Regions from separate parts of the Homo sapiens genome. Here region 1 is linked to region 2. Evidence: chromatin loops called from intact Hi-C (ENCODE). Cell type or tissue: ascending aorta. All regions are shown on one strand. Links, peaks and the distances in the headings refer to the core of each region. The heading gives the core; the rest is flanking DNA.

Region 1 (7,862 bases), core at 1,299-5,298, 380 kb after region 2:
TGCGTGAAATTGGTTGAGATGGTAAGTTTTATATGTATTTTATCACAATTACAACAAAATGAATGTGTATATGGACTCCAGGCAGCTTGGCTGGGTGGAGGTAAAGGTAGCTACCAGCTTCTTTCCCACTTCCTGCTGGTGAATCTGCCCACTTCCCTAAGTCAGAGTTTGTCTCTCTCACAAGGCCAAATCTCTCTTCCCAAGAGTTGTTTCAATAATAAAAAAAAAAACACTGCAACCACCAGGAAGATGGTTACTTAAACCAGTGTTTCAATCATGGGCTGCCATTGGATGAGCCTGATGTTTTATAAAAATACCATCTCCAGACTTTACCTCCAGAGATTTGCCTTAATTATATTGGGGCAGGGCAGTAGTTTCATGGAATGGGACCCTAAAGGAAGTCTCTTCTTTCTTCCATTTGGGCCCTGGGCTCTCCTCCCCCCATCCCAGGGAGGCCACATTCTAATGATTACAGCCTCTCACCTGTGGGTCCTTACACTTTGCCCCTCCCCTAGCTTCTTTTCTGTACTCAGGTAATACTGAAACCATTCCCTTTAGCTGCTTTTGCTTGGTCTGCCTCCTTCAAACTTCTTGAAACTGCTTTTGGCAAGGTCACGATGACTTTTCTAATGTTACATCTAGTAGACAGCTTTCAACTCCTGTCTTACCTGATACAGGGCAGCCTTTGGCAGACACTCTTTCCTTGGCCTTTGGAAACTCTTGTAGAATCCTCCCTGGCTGCTTCTCCCAGGTTTCCTTGAAGGTTTTTTTCCTGCCTCTCAAACGGTTATGTTAATGCTCTCCTAGATTCTGTCTAAAGCCCTCTTTTTTATTCCAATTCTTTCATTGACTCAGTGGAGTCGACAAATACTATCAAGCACCATCATGCACTGGGCACTGTCAAAGGCTCCAGACGTTTCACTAATTAACCTAACTAGACCTGGCTCTTGCCTTCATGGAATTTACATTATATTGCAGGGGAAAGGAACAGAGCAGAAAAAAAAATGAATTAAAGAATTCTGACCAGTGTTATGATGAAAATAATCAGGCAGCTGAGTTGAACAACAGGGTAGGAGGCCGCCTTAGGAAAAATGACCTGAGAGATGAAAAGGGTTTCCAAGAGTGAAAACAGCATGGGCAAAGGCCCTGGGGTAAGAGCTCAACTGGTTTGAGATGCTGAGGGAGGACCAGTGTGGCCAAAGCATAGAAAGTAGGCATGTGGCAGGCCAGGAGCAGGTGAGACAGGTCCTCTAGAATGTGGTAAGAAGGTTGGGGGCTCTTCTAAATGAAGTTGGAAGATATTGAAAGGTATTAAATTGAAGAGGGATATAGTGTGACTCACATTTTAGGAAGACCACTTGGTGCATTGTGGGGAATGACTGGAGGGTAATGGAAGTGAAAGTAGGGAAATAGAAGTTTGTTGTATTTCAGGCAAGAAATAATGGCGGCTGCACTAGGGAGTGGCCAGGCAGAGACAAACATGGGCAAGTAGAAGTGAAAAGTAGAATTGAACACACTTTGTGATATATATGGAGGGTGAGGGAAAGAGGAAGCAAGAAGGGCTCCAAGTTTTCTAGATTGAGTGGCTGAGTTGCCATTCAATGTTGCCATTCACTAAGTGGAAACCATCAGAGTAGTAACCACATGGGGAAAATATTGTGTTCTATCTGGTTAAATTTCAGATGCCCATGACGCGTTTAAGGAGAACAGTCAAGTAGGCAAGTTAGATGTTCCAAGTAGAATCTAAAGCTAAAGATGTAAATATGAGGTTCATCAGCATGAAAATTACATTTATTCATTTGCACATTTTTTAGGATCTTATTTTTAATTAAATGACTATTTTCAGAAACAAAACCTATTACTCATCATGCATTTCACAGGAGTTCTAACTAGAATGGATTATAAACATCACATTATATCAAAAGAAAGAAAAACGTCAAACTGCCCAAGAATTTCCTTTTTAGATTTCATCAGGTTGAAAAATGACCCAAAAGACCAAGTCCACATTGAGGTTAGGATCACCTACCACCTACACTGATGGCATTATTTCCTGTTTCTGGTCAACTTCATAATTTTAATTTTGAAAAGAGAAGGAAATATTCAGTAATAATGAAATAATTTCATGTCTATTAAATATCTGTCATTTTTCTTAAATTGCAAATAATTCATAAGACAATATTTGGTTTAGACTTACAGACCAAAAAAGGAGAAATGCCCCCAAATCTTTCAGGCACCCTTAATACAGAAGTAGCTGTTTGGCTAAATGTCCTTCCAATGACTCCTTCATAATCTGTCTACATATAGTCACTAATTAAGTGCTCTGATGGTTATAGTCCTACTTGTAGCTTTTAAAGATGACTATGGCAAGGGAATTAAGAGGGTCGCCAAAGGCAAACGTGTTTACCAAGCACCATTCAGAAGCTTTTGTAACAAGGAGCCGGCACTGCCTGATGGAATCTGCACTGCCTTGGGTTTGCTCCTGGCACCTTCAACATCTCTAAGCTCTGCCACGACAGCACTGAGTGGGCCTCCCACCTCAGACTTTTCTGTCATCAACAACCTGAGTAACATCTCAAGTTTCTTATTGAAAGTTTTAAGTTTGGCAGTGTCTATGTGATACTGAACGTGACCTTCAGCTCTTTGATCAGAGCAGGTGGCACATATGCTGTTGACTCAACTCTTCATGTCTTGGTGGTGATCACTGATGTCTTAGGTATGAGTCTATACGGGCGATGGCATTGATCATCCCTGTGGTTATAGTTTTGGTCCCAAAGCTCGAGCAGATGCATTCAGTGCTGCTTTCTGTGCTAACTGCAGAACAGCCTGCCAGGACCTCTAGGGTGATAGTCTTTGCTAATCTATCAAATGTTTGAGGAGTCATGATGTTATAATTGGTTTGTTAAGAATAGAGTACAGTATTTGACCACTTGCTCTCAGCTAGGGCCCAGCAATAGCTTTTGAACTCATAGCTTATGTTATGCCACTATCAGTCTTCTGTTTTGGTTCTTTACGGAATATTCCAACTTGATACTTCAATATTAGATGCAGTTGAAATGGAAGTTCCATTAGTCAAAGAGACAAAATTAGAGCTGAAAAACACATGAATTATAGATGTTGTTGGCTACCCAGGTGTTACACCCACTATAGTCCTTGAAACACATTTTCACTTTGATAGTCTTTTTGTGAGTTCCTACGGGTTGACGGCAGCTATCTAAGGACTTTGGTAGGTGGTTAAGGGGAACTGCTGGAGAATGAATGACTGTGGCTTCTCCAGTGACTGTGGCTCATGGTCCTTGAGCATTTTTTCAGTTTGTGTCTTAACCTATGTGAGATTTATTGGCAGGCACGCCCTCTGAGCTAAACCATTCTTTTCCTTATGAAGGAACACATATTTTGTAAGTAGTTCTTTGATATCCTGAGGCTTGGCACCAGGGACTATGCCTGGCTGAAGATCATCCAAATGAACCCACTGGCTTGGATGCTCTGAGGATCAACTTCAAGAAATGGTTACCTGTTACCGCCTGGCCTCCCTAAGCTTGTTCCGCCTGCTCCTCTCTACCCACATGGAAAACCCAGAGATTTCACTGCCTTTCAAGGAAGAAAACTGGCTTTTAAACAAGAACAAGGAAGAAGCAAAACAAGCACAATGACTATACCCATGTTGAGGGGGAGCTCAGAGGAAAACTATGGCTTCAGAAATACCAGTTGGCTGAGACATCTCAGAAACTGTGCCAGATTCCTGGCTGCTTGGCAGTGGAGTTGAGTCAGCTGCTCAGGCGAAGGTCCCAAACTGGTTCTGCTTCCTTCTTCATGCTCTGCAAGTCTAGCCTGGGCATCTATACTGGCTGAGGGATGGCCGTGCAGATAATAAAAGCAGGAGTCCCAGTACCTGCTTCATGACCAATAAATCACAGGTGCTTGAGACCAGTAGCAGGTGTATCCAGCGAGGCTGCAACTCACACGGGGAGGGGACTCACAGCAGAGGTGCTGTGCACCAGGGCACATAAAATACTGCAACAGCCTCTTCTGACAAAAACATTTCTTACATAATCCATCTCTAGTTACAGCGTACTGACACACGGCAGCAAGGGCCCAGAAGGGAGCCTGGCACGGCCAGATAAAGTCAGGGTTTTTTTTTTTTTTTTTTTTTTTTTAATAAGACTCAAGATCAGTAACACAAAAAGCTCAGAGACTGTAGAAGCTTAGCTCCTCTTTTAGCCTGGAACTTCCTTGAGGGAATCAAACCTTGCCAGATAAACCATCATATTCAGAGAACTGGTTCCAGCAGACGATCAGTCCCACACTTCTTCTCTGCTGGAAACTTTAAATCCACCTCCTGTCCCCACCCATTCAAGAGCCAGGACCTCTGAGTTTTGGAATTAACACTAGGGTCTTACATGGCAGCCAGCAAAACACACTTGGGAAATACATGAAATCCCACTTGATTGCATGCCACTGTGCCTGGTATATGATAGGCACTTAGTTTCCCTATCACTTTTATAGCCAAGTGTTACTCTGACTTTCAGAAAATTGAGGGAGAATAAGAGATGGAACTCTCTTCAAAATATTTATTGCAATTTTCCTCCAAGAACTGGATGTGTTTTCTTCTGCCCTCTAACTTTGAGAGAATAAAGCTGAATTATCTAGTTTTGATGGTCAGGAGTATCAGAAAGTTTCCATTAACTTCCTTTTAGAAGGTGAGCAAACCTTGGCCCAAGGAGACTGGCACTTTATGATGGATATCTCCATGGGTCAAACTGATACTGTTGGGCTAGGCGAGGTTCCCGGTTGCCAGTGGGACCTCAACTCCAGCCAATGTCCAGGCTCTTGACACCATCGTGAGAAGAAATTCAAGGATTCAGAAAATAGTGCAAGTATGGAGATTAACTGCAAAGTATAAAGTACACACTCCAGAAAGGAAGTGCTGTACTTCCATCCGTGTACTCAAGAAAGTCACGCAATGGGGTTTAGGGTTGCTACTTCTATGGGTTTTTTTAACCAAAGGGTGGACTATTCATGAGAATTCCTGGAAGCAAGTGATTTCTCTGAACTATGGTGCCAGCCATTTTTACATCAAATATGGGTATTCTCAGAACTGTCATAGTACTAGTGGGTATGTCATTTGTATGTTAATGAACATATAATGAGGTCCTAGGTGAAACCTAGGTCAAATCCAGTGCCATGCTGAGTGCAGTCTGTCTTAGTCAGCTTGGTTCACACACTGGTTTTTCAGGATCTTAGCCCCTAGCCTCTAGTCACGTGAAACTGCTGCCTGCAATCTTTTTATTCTGTGATCATCATGTATTATTCCTGTCTCAAACCAATTTACTGTTATTACTCATACCCTGGAAAGATGGTTCTTTTCACAAAGACCTAGGGTTCTGCCCAGGGCTCCGTGATATCTGACCTATGGTATCCGATTCTTGGAGTTCATATTCTAAGATTGGATAGGAGAGGCAAAGCTTCACTCACACATACTCATTAATGGTGATTATGAAAGGGATGTGAGGAGTCGTGCACTGGGAGAGAATTAGGGGTTTAGGGAAAACTGCGGGAGTGGATTTTAGTATCTGTGATTCCTGATTAACAAAAGCATGGAGAAGCTGCAGCTTTAGTTAATTCCTATGCTCTTGAGCTACACTGCTTTTACCTCATGGATTAGGTGAGATTTCTAACAAGCAGTTTGGGGGAAATGCAATTTCAATGCAAAAGGATTCCAAAATAGAACGCTCCTCAAAGTCACAGTCTAAGGCCTGTGTGCCTCAGAATCTTTTGGGAAATTGATTGAAATGCAGATTCCAGGGCTCCACCCCAGGTCTACTTAATGAGAATCACAAGCATGGACCCAGAGGAATCTGAGCTTTAGAATAAGCTTCTCATGTGGCTCTTAGGCCCAGCAGTGTTTGAGAACTCCTGCTAGAATCCTCAATCAGGGACAGGCCCAGAGTCTTGAATTTTCTTGCACTTAAAGAAAAAAAAATTAAATCAATGGAAAAAACATGGTAGCTTTGTAAAGCTCCTTAAAACTGAGGCAACTGTGTGTACATGAGCTATAATCACACCCACAAGGAGAAAGCTCCCACAGAGCTAGTTGAACAAGATCAATAACCACTGCCAAAACCTATTCTTGCAGAGCTGTCGTGAATAGTGTTAATATTTTAAAGCACCACAGAAGAGTCGGATCTCCAGCCAACTCAAGGAGCCTTTCCAATGTCACTGTCACTTTTAAAGAAAGTGCCTGTCAGGGGGCATTTCCGAATAAAGAACATTTACAGAACACCAAAGAAATACTAGTACCAAAGTATGTGTTTCTGGTATGTTGTGAGCAGTTTGGGTGGAATTACCAGGGGAAGCAGTCCCCTGATACATTTTTATAACATCTATTGAGGCTTGACCAAGAACAATATTTTAAGGAAGCTTTCTTATTTAGTATTTAAATATACTCCATATTTAAATCCATGCTATTTTCTATTTAATATTTAAATATAATCCATATTATGTAATCCATATATTTAAATATTAACTCAGCAAATTAGTTAAATACTAAGCAAACTTTTAGTTTCTTATTGAAAATTTCTCATTTCAATAAGAAAACTTAGTTTCAATCACCTCTCGAACACCCCACCTGTCAATATTATTGCATTGACCCTTAAGTTTCAACATCTGAGTTTTAGAAGAAACACGTACAAAAACTAAAGGTTTTAAGAAAACTAAAAGTTGTCTCAGTATTTAAATATGAATTTTCTTTAAAAAAAATCACAGAAGCATGAAAAGTTGAAAATTATAATTGAAATTTTTTGGTTATATCCTCTCTTTGGTTAAAAAAAAAAGATTTGGGGTAGCCATTCTACATCAGTGAATTTACCAACTGTTTTCCCATAATTGTGAGAGAGATTTACTATGTTGTACCAAAGAGAGAATACTGAGGATTAATACCTTCAAACCAGTACCAGTTAACTTTATTTCTTCCTATCTCAATCCATTTGTGCTGCAGACACAGGGGTGACTTATAAAGAACAGAGATTCATTTTCCTCACAGTTCTGGAGACTGAGAAGCCCAAGGTCAAGTCACCTGCATAGGGGAAGAACCTTCTTGCTGCATTCTCTAGAGGGGAGAAACGTCACGTCCTCACATAGTAGAAGGCAGAAGCCGGAGAGAGCTGAACGTAGTAGAAGGCGGAAGCGGAAAAGAGCTGAACGCTTTCAGAAGCCTCTGTTACAAGGGCCGGAATTACAGTCAGGAGGGAGGAGCCCTCACACATAACCTAATCACCTCTCAAAAGCCCCACCTGTCAATACTAGCACAATGACCCTTAAGTTTCAACATCTGAGTTTTAGAAAGAACACATTCAAACCATAGCCGTCAGGACCCAGTCCATAGAAGCACCTGGAGTTTCCTTCGGTTTGATCTGTTCTGTTAATTAAGAAAATGCCTGAGTGCCACTCCCAGATTCTGGTTTAATGGGTCTATAACCACTCAGTGTGTTCTCCTTGCCTGTTGCCCAAATAGTGAAGATTTATTAAGACAGGGGAATTGCAATAGAGAAGTTTAATTCATGCAGAGCCAGGTGAATGAGAGACCAGAGTTTTATTACTTAAATCAGTCTCCCAGAAAAGTCAGAGGAAGGAGTTTCTTAAGGATTATTTGATGGGTAGGGGCCAGGGAGTAGGGTGTTCTGATTGGTCAGGTTGAAGATGAAATCACAGGAGATCAAAGGGGGTTCTTCTTGCTGTCTTCTGCTCCTGGGTGGGATCATAGAACTGGCTGAGCCAGATTACCAACCTGGGTGGCACTAGCTGGTGCATCAGAATGCAAGGTCTAAAACAATATCTGGAGTACCAGCCTTAGATTTTATGATAGT
Region 2 (7,862 bases), core at 1,942-5,941:
AAAAATTTATAATTAAAAGCAGAGCTATTTCAATGACTAAACAAATATAAATAATATTTTTTTATGTAAAGGAGCTTGTGCATATTTCACATTTTACATATTTTTAGTGTTTAAGAGAGTTCGGCTCAATAGAAACAGATCAGTCATTTAATTCCAATTTAAAATGTGTGACTGAGTAGTTGGTTTAGATTTGAGATTTTAAGTTGCAAACTTATGAATTTTATATACTTTATTAATCATTTAGAAGGTCTTAAATTTCACCATATTTATCATTTTAATTTGTTTCCTAAGATTTACCTACTTGGGAAATTTCTGTTAGTCAGACAACTTACAGGCTTAAAAAAGATAAGAAGCATCAAATATATAAATGCATTTCAAAAGGTGTGGGATTGAAAGAGGAATAGAGTAGTTTAAAGTAAATACTGACATACCCAGAAGTATAGAAGGGGACTATCATTGGAGAAGAAAAGTCAGCTCTGCCCAGGAGTAAAAGAAATGAAGTGCTCCATCCCCAAGAGTAACACACTTCCTAAGTCAGGTGACTGTAGGGGTCCCTACCAGGCGGTTCCCTGACTACACACCTTATAGGGAAGTCTAAGTGCCATCTACCGTTGACCCTTGAACAACACAGATTTGAACCATGTGGGTCCACTTATGTATGAAGATTTCCTTCATCTTCTGCCACCCAAGACAGCAAGACCAACCCCTCCTCTTCCTTAGCCCACTCAGTGGGAAGACGATGAGGATGAAGAACTTTATGATGATCTACTTCTTCTTCATGAATAGTAAGTATATATTTTTTTACTTATAATTTTTTTAACATCTTTTCTCTAGTTTACTTTTTTGTAAGAATACAGTACATAGTACATACAACACAACACATGTGTTAACTGACTGTTGATGTTCTTGGTAAAGCTTCTGGTCAACAGTAGGCTATTAGTAGTAAGGCTTTGGGGAGTCAAAAGTTGTATATGGATTTCCAACTGTGCAATGGGTCAACGCCCCTAACCGCCACATTGCTCAAGGTTTGTCTATACTCCTACCTATCTACATGGAGCCGCAGCTGCCCTCTCATTTAGAGATGAGAAGACTACTAAGAAAACAAGACTAAAAGATTCCAGAGGAACCCATGCCACCTGCCTATAATGAACCAAAGTAGTCAATCATTCACAAATATGGATGGACAAATAAGTAAAAGCAGATATTTGGAAAATAAAAAGAAAGAAGAGCCTAAAAGGTCCAAAATAAGCAGATAAACCAATTTCAGGGAAACAAAAATACAAGGAACTTAAGCAAACTTAAACAAGCAGAAAATCCAAATTGGTATCTTCAGAGAGAGTCAAGAGATTATTGCATTTATAAAACAAGAACAAAAAGCTATGAAAAAGTACTGATGAGGCAATGAAATGTCCTTGGAAATTAAAATATACTTGCCAGCATAAAAAAATTCAATGGTCAGCATAATTAATAAAATGAATGTATTTGAAGACTAAAGTGGAGGTTTGTAAACCAAAACAGAAAATGAAAGAAAACAGTCCGGGCACAGTGGCTCAGGTCTGTAATACCAGCACTTTGGGAGGACAAGGTGGGTGGATGACTTGAGGTCAGGAGTTCGAGACCACCCTGGCCAATGTGGTGAAACCCCATCTATACTAAAAATACAAAAAAAATTAGCCAGGCATGGTGGCGCATGCCTGTAATCCCAGCTACTAGGGAGGCTGAGGCAGGAGAATTGCTCGAACCCAGTGGGTGGGTTTCTTTTCTTTATAATTTTCTTTTTTTTTTTACTTTTTTTTTTTTTTTTTTTTTTTGAGATGGAGTTTTGCTATTATTGCCCAGGCTGGAGTGCAATGGCATGATCTTGGCTCACCACAAACTCCGCCTCCTGGGTTCAACTGATTCTCCTGCCTCAGCCTCCTGAGTAGCTGGGATTACAGGCATCCACCACCACGCCCAGCTAATTTTGTATTTTTAGTGGAGATGGGGTTTCTCCATGTTGGTCAGGCTGGTCTCGAACTCCCAACCTCAGGTGACCCGCCCACCTCAGCCTCCCAAAGTGTTGGGATTACGGGCGTGAGCCACCACGCCCAGCCTAAAAAATCACTTTTTTAAATTGTATGCTTTCCTTAGTTTATCAACACAGTAAACCTAATTATTACCATCAAAGTAGACTTAATTTTAGAGAGGATAAAAGATGTTAAGAACTACGAAACCCAATCTTAATTGACAAATTTTAGAATTTCAAAGAATGAGTTTTAAAACATTGCTGAAAATACAACAGAAAAATAAACCTGTAGCACGCAAGTTGAAAAAAAAAATCTATTTGAGACCAAATTAAGAAACTGTAACTGAGTATTTACACACAGCTTAGAAACAGCAGCACTGCCATCATTTTTAGTTGGATATATAAATTAAGTCCTCTGATGATATTTCTTCAAATAACTGGTATCAGAAATAACTTTATTCATTTCTAAATGGCAAAATAATGTTAATTTTAAAATTAGTTTTCTATCTCCATTCTAATAATCTTATCAATAGTCTTTTTATTATGTGCAGGTTTGAAAACACACACCTTCCTCATTCTCAGGTGACTGTTTATCCGGACATCTATTCTGAAACAAACAGAAATACACCAGATCAAATAAAACCCACATTTTCTGGGCTGGGCGAGGTGGCTCACACCTGTAATCCCAGCACTTTGGGAGGCTGAGGCGGGTGGATCATAAGGTCAGGAGATTTGAGACCAGCCTGGCCAACATGGTGAAACGCTGTCTCTACTAAAAATACAAAAATTAGCTGGGCATGGTGGCGCGGGACTGTAATCCCAGCTACTTGGGAGGCTGAGTCAGGAGAATCGCTTGAACCCGGGAGGCAGAGGTTGCAGTGAGCCGAGATCGCACCATTGCACTCCAGCCTGGCGACAGAGCGAGGCTCCACTAAACTAAAAAAAGGAAAAAAGAAAAATCCACATTTTCTGAAGAGTCTACCCTGTTGAAGACCTGAACTGCACCATGCAGCCCCGACCCAACCACCTGTGTTCTCATGTGATGTGTACCTCTACTTCCCAGTCAAGCTCCGGCTTCAGTGTAAAAATTCTTGGCAGTCTGGTGCTTATGTAACTGTTGGAGACATTTTTGACTCTATTGGTCTCCCTCTCTGTTTCTGAATTGTCCCCTCTTTCTCCCGTCATAAATACAAGAGTCACTTTTCCTGCTACCTTTAAACATATAAAAAATAAGATAACATATTTAGTCTGAAAATAACCATTCAATATTTTAAAATTTCAGAAACATATCAAATGACAGCTTCACTTTTACTTCATTGTTGACAATATTCATTTTAGTGAAAAAATTGGTAACGACGAGGGGAGAAGGACAGCATCACTTCCGAGGAATAAGTTTTTTTTTTCTATTTTAAGGGCAATTGTGCATTGCTTCCAAACCCAAATGAGAATCAGTGGAAGTTAGTATTCAAATATGACTGCTTTAAAATTGCATTTTTTGCAAGTGCTTCATTTTCTGGCTGACATCAGCAAATACACATCAGTGAGCTGATGACATTTGATACAAAAGGGACAACTTGTTCACCCAAAAAAGTTGTCAAGTCATACCCTTGGCTCATTTTGCCAAGAGCCAAAGGTGTCAGGCATACCGTATGCCTTCTGTAACGTTGCTGGCTCCCATACTTGGCACACTTGGGGTTGTTTTTGGCAGGCTGATGCGTATCCAACCTACAATTCATTCTGACCCCAAGAGCCAGATCTCATGAAAGTGACCTTGTGGGGAAGCTGAGTGGTAACCCAAGAAATCACTGTGAGTGCTTTTACAGCATTGCCATTTTAAAATATACTTGCCATTTTACAATGATCTTTCAAGAAATGTGAAGAATAGAAAATTTTGCTGTAGGACACTACAATGGGAACACAGACACCAGGGTCCCCTGGAGAGCGGAGGGCGGGAGGAGAGTGAGGATTGAAAAATCGCCTAGAGGGCACTATGCTTATTACGTGGATGACGGAAATAATCTGTACATCTAATCCCTGTGATAGCAATCCTTCCCTATACAGCAAACCTGCACATGTACCCCTGAACGTGAACATTTTTAAAAAGAAAATGTTGGTAAAGCTTGGGCGTGGTGGTTCACGCCTATAATCCCAGCAATTTGGGAGGCCAAGGCAGGCGGATCACTTCAGGCCAGGAGTTCGAGACTAGCCTGGCCAACATGGCGAAACCCGGACTCTACCAAAAATACAAAAATTAGCCTGGCATGGTGGCGGGTGCCTGTAATCGTAGCTGCTCAGGAGGCTGAGATAGGAGAATCGCTTGAACCTGGGAGGTGGAGGTTGCAGTGAGCCAAGATCACACCACTGTACTCCAGCCCAGGGTGACGGAGCAAGACTCTACCTCAAAAAAAAAAAAAAAAAAAAAAAAAAAGTTGGCATATATTATTTTAGACTTAAGTTATCCTACCTTTTAATTTCTCTGACTGAAGCAGTGTAATACACACATGCTACTCGCAGAAAAATGAAAGCACCTTCTTCTTTCTTGCCTTCTGCAGGGTAAGCAAATGTTTGAATTAATTATATTTCTTTCATTATCATTGATTTGAACATTTTTATGTTTTTCTATTTTTATTAAGAGATAAGCTCCTTTGTTCCATTGCCAGAACATTTCCTATTTATTTTATTCAGTGACCTCACATCTTTTTAAGTCTGTGGCATCAAATTATATGTTCACTTTCCCATCCTTGGTTCTGTCTTTTAATTCATGCAACAAATATTTATTGGACATGTCTCCTTTATAAGCCATCACTGTGCTGGGAACTTGGTATGAACAAAATAGATAAAATATAGTCTGCCTTCAATTTAGTAGGGAAGTGGGGATTAAAAAACAAACAATTGTTACATATAATAAATGCCATGAAGGAAAAAGCATCGCATTTATATTTATTTATGTGAGACAGAGTCCTGCTCTGTTGCCCAGGTTGGAGTGCAGTGGTGCAATCTCGGCTCGCCACAACCTCCACCTTTCAGGTTCAAGTGATTCTCCTGCCTCAGCCTCCCGAGTAGCTGGGACTACAGGCGTGTGCCACCACGCCTGGCTAATGTTGGTATTTTTAGTAGAGACAGGGTTTCACTAAGTTGACTAGGCTGGTCTCAAACTTCAGGCCTCGTGATCTGCCCGCCATGGCCTCCCAAAGTGCTGGAATTACAAGCGGGAGCCACGTGACCGGCCCTAAAAGAATGGCATTTATTTACCAACTTTTGAGGTATTCCTCTGGTTTTTTAAACACGATTTCACCTAGCTTATTTTTTTTTTCTCCACCATTTTCTCTGCCATAATCAGGATGTGAAATACAAAATCCTGCCTTTACCCTTGGACCTTGTCTTTCCTCTTCTAGAGGAACTTTCACTTCCTAACCAGGAACTGACAGACATCATCCTTACCGCCTCTTGCCTTTAACCCATATTATTTTAACCCAAGGACCTCAAATCTAGACACTTTTCTCAGATCACAACCTTTTATATTTTCACCCTATCTGCTGCTTCTTTTAAAATAAACCTACACTTAGCTTTTCCCATGATCTCTAACCCTCTGCAGTGTCTTCAGTCCATTAACCTCCCGGAATCACCTGCTTTTCTCCCTGGCTGACTTCCCAAGGACTAGAACTTCAACAGCTCAGTCTTTGGCAACAAAGAAGCCCTCACTCCTTAACTATCTTTGGCTCCTAGCTACTAACCCTGAAAAGCATGTTAGACATTTTCTCTGGGGTTACTGCAAATTGCTGGAGAATGTCCATACATAACACTTTATCCAGTTTCACCCTGACCCCACCGTAATGCTTATGATTATTTTACAATAGACTCTTCTTTCTCCTTCTTCTGCCTCTCTCACATTGCCTTCTTCATTTTCCAAGGACCTCATTTCTACTGCAACAAGGCTGATGGGAACCATTATGGAATCTACTCAAAATCTTTTGTCATTAACCACAGGAAACCCTTTACATATTTATCTATGTGTTCCGCTACCCTCTAATTCTTAATTCTTTCAAACCCTAGACCTCTGTATTTGTCCTATCTTCTACTTTCTCCAGAAATTTGTTCTGTGTCTACAAATATACCTACACGTTCCCTCAACTCACTTCTCCTCAAGTGATTGTGGCCATACTTCCTCCTTCTAGAAGGAGGCTATATTTGCTTGTTTCTACTTTCATCACCCACACGCTCCTTATAACTCACTGCATCTGTGCCTGACTTCCACCATCCTCTTGAAACTCCTCTCCCAAGATCACAATTAAATGCCTGCTTGCTGAATTCTGTTTTGGCCCCCTGGCTGTCTCTTCTCTTCCTCCTGAAATGTTCTGCACCCTTACTTATCAAAGTGTGAAGCAGGACCCTGTTTCTTGTCTGACCTCCTTGACAACTTATCACTTTACTTTTCCTTTTTTTAGAGATGGGGTCTCGGTCTGCTGTCCAGGCTGGAGTACAGTGGCACAATCATAGCTCACTGCAGCCTCCAACTCCTGGGCTCAAGCGATCCTCCCACCTCGGCCTCCCAACACTTATCATTTTTATATGCAGCCTCTTAACACGTGAGAATTCCTCAGTTACCCTTCTTCTCCCCCTATACCTGGGGTCACAAATGTCAACCATGAGCATAACCTGGCTTCCAGATGGGTTCTGTTTGACCTACAGAGTGAGGTTGTTAATTTTTACTGAAGCCAACACTTACAAATTAGGAGGTGTTACTTAAAATTGGGACTTCCAGTTTGTCTTGAAAACTAACTCACACCAGCTATGGAATAAGGATAGAAGAAAGTAGAATGTGAAATTGATATAAATGGCTATTACATGGCAAAGTAATAATGAAAGACTGTCTTCTTTCATGACTTAGGAATCAAAAGATACGTTCATTGCAGATTTCGAGGATTTGTGCTGAGATATTATTGAGTTAATTTTCTCTGTATTCTGTTCTCATTTTTGTCATACTTAGCCAAATCTCCACTTCAACAGCCCCAGTTACATGTTTTACCTTATATTATTCTCCAATCTTATTTCAAAAAGGATCTGCTTCAGGGTCCTTCAGTTTACTTTTCCTCTGAATATTGAACTTAACCAATAAAAGCTGCCTTATGAAACAAGTGACATAATAAAACAATAGATAATGTAAGCTTTAAATTCCAAATTCTGTCTCAGCCTCATAGCATTTACTGTCCATGAAGTAGACGACATTTATTTCCTGTAACCCAAAGGCTTTCCTTGTTCTTAATTTTTAAAGTGATGAAGTTCCCACAGGGGAGAATATAAGAAAGGGAATGAGATAAAGGTGGAAACATGGAAGAATTGGAATAAGAAAAATCATTTTCATTCATTCTTCTTTTTACTTCCTTGTATAAGACACAAAAATATATGTTTGGCAGTAATGAGTCCTAAACTTCTATTTCTCAAAGTTGACATTTCAATTTCCATTACATCTTATTCCAAGAATAATGCACACATCTTTCTGCAGAGGAAATAAAAAGTGGGATTGAAATGTACAGCATGACCTGTGAGGAAAGGGACCGCCCCTGTTTTAATTAAGGAAGAGCAGAGAGAGAGATTTCTTCATGCTTATTTAATTATGTTGAAATGTTATCCCACAAACCGTAAGTTTTAAACTCCTAATAGCATCGAGCTAACATTCTTGCAAGATTTACTTATGTTTTGGAAATAGAGCTTTATACAGAATACAGAGAGGATGATCGCCTGTGCAGCGGCAGGCAAAGTCAAGGTTGTGTTCGCTGCCTTTGGTTCCTTGCCTTGGTGTTTCCCTAGCCCACGAAGCCTGGTTGCCAGGCAACCAGGGCAGCTTTGCTGAATATAG

What was found. A loop is a pair of places that touch in the nucleus more often than their neighbours do. Peaks named below come from ENCODE experiments on the same cell type or tissue, not always from the same donor. Only the 100,000 strongest peaks of a DNase experiment are listed, where the experiment ranks them.
Region 1: it touches region 2 in a loop (1.9-fold over the local background); 6 of 110 quality-filtered maps call a loop at or near these places.

Annotation. Positions count from the first base shown.
Region 1 is chr10:17,919,852-17,927,713 of GRCh38, reverse strand. No RefSeq gene overlaps it. Among named protein-coding and RNA genes, the nearest start is that of SLC39A12, 28 kb to the left of the region's middle. In ascending aorta, for the core only: no CTCF peak of the experiment used is centred there; a DNase peak (open chromatin) is centred at 3,763; H3K27ac peaks cover 2,011 bases.
Region 2 is chr10:18,304,555-18,312,416 of GRCh38, reverse strand. The region is part of intron 2 of CACNB2 (calcium voltage-gated channel auxiliary subunit beta 2); the gene reads right to left. Among named protein-coding and RNA genes, the nearest start is that of CACNB2-AS2, 47 kb to the right of the region's middle. In ascending aorta, for the core only: no CTCF peak of the experiment used is centred there; a DNase peak (open chromatin) is centred at 3,696; H3K27ac peaks cover 1,056 bases.